2 separate regions of the Homo sapiens genome follow, and region 2 is linked to region 1. The links are chromatin loops, found by intact Hi-C in ENCODE. Cell type or tissue: heart left ventricle. All regions are shown on one strand. Each heading gives the region's core, and the rest is flanking DNA. Links, peaks and the distances in the headings are about the cores only. Region 1 overlaps RPA1 (replication protein A1). Region 2 overlaps SMYD4 (SET and MYND domain containing 4).

Region 1 (2,913 bases), core at 143-2,642:
ACAAGGTCAGGAGTTTAAGGCCAGCCTGGCCAAGATGGTGAAACCCCGTCTCTACTAAAAATACAAAAAAATTAGCCAGGCATGGTGGTGCACATCTGTAATCCCAGCTACCCAGGAGGCTGAGGCAGAGAATTGCTTGAACTCGGGAGGCAGAGGTTGTAGTGAGCCGAGATGGCACCATTGCACTCCAGCCTGGGCAAGAAAAACTTGTCACCCAGGATGGAGTACAATGGCGCAATCTTGACTCACTGCAACTTCTGCCTCCCGGGTTGAAGCAATTCTCCTGCCTCAGCCTCCCGAGTAGCTGGGATTACAGGCATGTGCCACCATGCCCGGCTGATTTTTGTATTTTTAGTAGAGACGGGTTTCACCATGTTGACCAGGCTGGTCTCAAACTCCTGACCTCAGGTGATCTGCCTGCCTCAGCCTCCCAAAGTGCTGGGATTACAGGCATGAGCCACCGTGCCTGGCTGATAATTATTCTTTAAAATATGACTAATACACAGTATGTTGACAAGCTTAATGGCAAACACTTCTTTTTAAATAACATGTTTATTGAGATATCATTCACGTACCATAATGAACTCACCCTTCCAGAGTGGATAATCCTATGGGTTTTGCATTTTGCAGTTATGCAAGCATCACCACTACCTCACTTTAGAACACTGTTGTCATCAGCAAAAGAAACCATGTGTACAATGACAGTCACTCCACACTCTACCACCCCTGAGAACCAGTCATTGAATTTGTTTCTATGGATTTGTCTATTCAGAGATACGCTTTTTTTTTTTGGAGATGGGGTCTTGCTCTGTAACCGAGGCTGGAGTCTCGGCTCACTGCAACCTCCGCCTCTTGGGTTCAAGCGATTCTCCTGCCTCAGCCTCCTGAGTAGCTGAGATTACAGGCCGCACCCGCCACCACGCCCAGCTAATTTGTGTATTTTTAGTAGAGATGGGGTTTCACCATGTTGGCCAGGCTGGTTTCGATCTCCTGTCCTTGTGATCTGCCCCGCCTCAGCCTCTCAAAGTGCTGGGATTACAGGCCTGAGCCACTGTGCCTGGCCAATAGATACTCTTATATAACATTTATGAGTATAATTAGTATACTTTCCACAGATGTCCGTTGACCCCACAATACAAATTCTAATGATCTGTTATTCAGAAATAAAAGCATAAACACGTTAAGATAAAGTACAAGGATGACTGCTCAAGTCCTGTTTAGAATAAACCTGAATGATCACCAAAAAAGCAAGGAGTAAATAAACCCAGCCGCACACACAGGCTCTCAGCAGAGGTACAAAAGAATATGAGGCAAGCCTGCAAGCTGAGGCAGTGCCATCAGGCAAAGCCCAGGGGAGTGGAGCTGTCTCCGTGACTGGAGAGAGTGGGCTGTGAAGTTTCCCAGCAAGGACTGCACTCAATCCCAGCAACACTTCCACCCTCTCCCACAACCATGCCCTGGAGGACAGAAAAGTGGCTGCAAAACACCACTTAAGCGCTCCAAGATAGCCTGGAGTGGAAGATAAAAGGTCCCAAGTGAGAAGGTTGGCAACATGTACCTAGCCTAGACTATGTCAGAGCAAATACCAAGTCTGGACAGGACTGTCCACATTAAGCATGAACAAAATAAAAAGGGATGATGACAAAGCAACAATACAATACACAACAATGCATAAAAGGGAAAGCAACAGGGAGGCAAAGCCGATTAAAGAACCCACTCTGGAAGAAAGTACAAGCCAAGAAAAGGAGTGACACTTCCCAAAAGCGATTGGCAAAATAAGTACGACTATATGAATCCAACAAATTAACAGTCAAAAGATGAGCTAAAACAAGAGACTAAGAAGAAAAGGGAGCTTGAACAGCTAAGAAAAAAACAGAACAAAATCAATACTATTATACATCTAATAATTTATAAAGATTGAGGAGTAGAAGAGAGAAAACTAAAAACTGTACTATTACGTTGGAAAACCTCGAAGCAAGCCAATGCATCCATCAGAAAAAAGGTTAAAGTAAAGACCTATGCGGAGATCAAAGTTATCTACAACGTATGTAAAAAACTGGAACTCAATAAGTGAAATAGAAAACAACATTAAGGAATAACACACAGAAAAACTTCGTTGAAAAGAACTGAATCGGCAGACTGAACAAGCATACCACATACCAGAAGAAAAAAGAATATGGACGGCCGGCCACGGTGGCTCACGCCTGTAATCCCAGCACTTTGGGAGGCTGAGGCAGGTGGATCACGAGGTCAGGAGATCGAGACCATCCTGGCTAACATGGTGAAACCCCGTCTCTACTAAAAATACAAAACAAAATTAGCCAGGCGTGGTGGTGGGCGCCTGTAGTCCCAGCTACTCGGGAGGCTGAGGTGGGAGAATCACCTGAGCCCGGGAGGTCAAGGCTACAGTGAGCCCTGATGGTGCCACTGCACTCCCGCCTGGGCAACCAGAGTGAGGCCTCAGGAGAAAAAAAAAAAAAAAAAAAAAAAGCAAAGCTTCCTACAAGGGAAGAAATCAAACCAGGCTGGCCTTAAGACTTCTCCAGATCAACATTCAATGCCAGAAGACAAAATTCTGAGGGTAAAGCCACATAACCTAACAATAGACAGCCAGGCAAGTGGTCATTCTAGCATAAAGACCAACAGGCTGATAATGGGGAAGACGGCACTAAAGAGCCAGTCCAGAAAAAAGTTATTGAGTGAAATCCAACCAACACAGAGATAAAGAGGTAGGAAAAAAGAACAGCTGGAGAAAATGTAAGAGTCCTAAAATCAGTATAACAGAATTTAAAAAACTAATTACTTAAACCTCTTAGTATTGTTATCATTTTTTATCTCGGTTTTTGTTGTTGTTGTTTTGGTCTTTTTTGAGACAGGGTCTTACTCTCCTGCCCAGCCTGGAGTGCAGTGGCG
Region 2 (2,913 bases), core at 125-2,624, 57 kb after region 1:
TCATATTTCTAATCTTGTTATATCCCTTTTTATTATTTCTTTGGGGTTCCAATCCCTCTCAATTTAGTGTTCTCATTGAATTTCATTAGCAGCTGTTTCATTAGTAGTACAGGCAAAGGATTAAAGTGTTAACTAGGATAGACTTTGACAAAAACCTATAAAAATGTATGTTATTATCTTTGCATAAATCCTGTTTAATCAAAGTTCCCCAGAAACCTCTCACTAGGGCTTATCTCAAGGGACAGAACTGGCCACTGATGATTTTCTAGACCGTGACACGTGTGGTTCTGTCTCAGTGGGAATGGCATATTTATGATCTATCCGGATTCCTGTCATAACAAGATTTTATTGGGGTTCTGTGTCCTGTCACTTCCCATCAATTCACTGCCCATTGCTTTCACTCTTCAGCATTGAAGGAATCTATCTTTTTTTTTTTTTTTTTTTTTTGAGACGGGCCAGCCCAGGCTGGAGTGCAGTGGCGCGATCTCGGCTCACTGCAAGCTCCACCTCCCGGGTTCACTCCGTTCTCCTGCCTCAGCCTCCCGAGTAGCTGGGACTACAGGCGCCCACCACCATGCCCGGCTAATTTTTTTGTATTTTTAGTAGAGACGGGGTTTCGCCGTGTTAGCCAGGAAGGTCTCGATCTCCTGACCTCGTGATCCACCCGCCTGGGCCTCCCAAAGTGCTGGGATTACAGGCGTGAGCCACCGCGCCCGGCATGAATCTTTTTTCTTTACTTGAATCCCAGTTTAAATGCACCAGGGATGGGCATGGCTTAGCCAGCACTTTGGGAGGCCAAGGTGGGTGGATCACGAGGTCAGAAGTTCGAGACTAGCCTGACTAACATGCTGAAACCTGTCTTCTACTAAAAATACAAAAATGAGCTGAGTGTGGTGATGGGCGCCTGTAATCCCAGCTACTCAGGAGGCTGAGGCAGGAGAATCGCTTGAACCCAGGAGGCGGAGGTTGCAGTGAGATGAGATCATGCCACTGCATTCCAGCCTAGGCGACAGAGTGAGACTACATCTGAAAAATAAATAAATAAAAAGAAATGCACTAGGGATATTAGCAAGGTACTGTTTTGGTATAGAATCACTCCCTCTTTATTTTAATACAAAATGTCACAGATTAAATTTGGTTGAGGAACTACATACATATTCTCACTTTCTATTATCTCTACTAATAGATGATTAATGCACAATACTGAGTAATTTTTAAAAATCAATACTTAATTTTTTAGAAATAATTAGAGAGCTATTCAACTCTGACATAAATACCCACACGGTTCCTGGGCCTACTTCTGTCAGAGGGTAATCTATAAATAATTCACAAAGCTGACATTACTCACTGTAGTGTGATCATTCTTTTCTGGAAAATTTTAGCAATGGTTCTAATATAGATTGCCAGTTATCAGTAGTTGGCAATGCAAGTCCACTTTTAATTATGCAGAGGCTGATTATTCAGACGACAAATTGTTCATGCCCTGGACGGCTCCTTCCTGCCACCTGCCTTTTAGCATTTTCACTGCTCATTAGCACATATACCAGAAGGTGGGCACCGGACAAGGGGGAGAAGAAGAAACAAAAATCAGCGAAGCACTTAGGAGAAGCTCTGATGAAAGATTTTAATACAATTTGTAGAATTATTAACTAGAATTGAGTCATTTGGATTCCCTGCAAAATGTATTTACTTGTTCTATTCTTGTTCTCCTTAGCAACAGATAGTAAAATTGACAACAAAATTGACAACATTATTCCTATATTCAGTGTTTTCCTTTATAAAACTTTTTTTTTTTTTTTGAGACAGAGTCTCGCTCTTTCACCCAGGCTGGAGTGCAGTGGTGCGATCTCGGCTCACTGCAACCTCCACCTCCCAGTTTCAAGCGATTCTCCTGCTTCAGCCTCCCGAGTAGCAGGGATTACTGGTGCACGCCACCACGCTCAGCTAAGTTTTTATATTTTTGGTAGAGACGAGGGTTCACCATGTTGGCCAAGCTGGTGTTGAACTCCTGACCTCAAGTGATCTGCCCGCCTTGGCCTCCCAAAGTGCTGGGATTACAGGCGTGAGCCTCTGCACCTGGCCTATAAAACATTTTCACATAATGGTTCATAATATTTTCTTTATCCATTACATTTGTACCTAGACTATTTCTTTGGTGAATTTGTTTTTTTTGTTTTGCGAGACAGTTTTGCTCTGTCACCCAGGCTGGAGTGCAGCAGTGTGATCTGGGCTCACTGCAACCTCCTCCTCCTGGATTCAAGCAATTCTCGTACCTCGCCTCCCGAGTAGCTGGGACTACAGGCGCATGCCACCATGCCCAGCTAATTTTTGTGTTTTTAGTAGAGACAGGGTTTTGCCATTTTGGCCAGGCTACTCTCGAACTTCTGACCTCAGGTGATCCACCCGCCTCGGCCTCCCAAAGTGCTGGGATTACAGGCATGAGCCACCATGCCCAGCCTGGTGAGTGGTTTTTTTGAGATTCCTGGCATATATTCGGTGATATCACAGTTATTTGATGGTTTTTTTCCAGTTTTCCAGAAAACTGAATGTTTCCTTTTAAATACTGGTATTTTTTATCTTCCAACCTGTTTTGTTAGAAACACAATTTGCCTCATGCTTAAATTGAGACTACTGAAGATAATTTAAGCGTTTCTGTGTGCCCAAGGTTATCTTTACTGTACATACTCCTAGGACAGATGGCTTTGAGAAAAGCCAGCACAGGTAGAGCCTCTGGCTAAGTGAAGTGTTACAGGTGGACTTTTAAAGTGCTAATTATCCACCATGCTTTCTTTTCTGAAATGAACAAATTTTTTTTTTTTTGGAGGCGGGGTCTCACTCTTGTTGTCTAGGCTGGAGTGCAGCAGCACGATCTTGGCTCACTGCAACGTCCTCAGGGGTTCAAGCGATTCTCCT

What was found. A loop is a pair of places that touch in the nucleus more often than their neighbours do. Peaks named below come from ENCODE experiments on the same cell type or tissue, not always from the same donor. Only the 100,000 strongest peaks of a DNase experiment are listed, where the experiment ranks them.
Region 2: a loop joins it to region 1, with 3 times the contacts of the local background. A loop is called at or near these places in 10 of 110 quality-filtered maps.

The regions. Positions count from the first base shown.
Region 1 is chr17:1,845,889-1,848,801 of GRCh38, reverse strand. All of the region lies in intron 4 of RPA1 (replication protein A1), which reads right to left. Among named protein-coding and RNA genes, the nearest start is that of RPA1, 17 kb to the right of the region's middle. In heart left ventricle, for the core only: no CTCF peak of the experiment used is centred there; a DNase peak (open chromatin) is centred at 1,381; H3K27ac peaks cover 1,300 bases.
Region 2 is chr17:1,788,651-1,791,563 of GRCh38, reverse strand. All of the region lies in intron 5 of SMYD4 (SET and MYND domain containing 4), which reads left to right. Among named protein-coding and RNA genes, the nearest start is that of SERPINF1, 28 kb to the right of the region's middle. In heart left ventricle, for the core only: a CTCF peak has its summit at 1,510; no DNase peak of the experiment used is centred there; H3K27ac peaks cover 2,021 bases.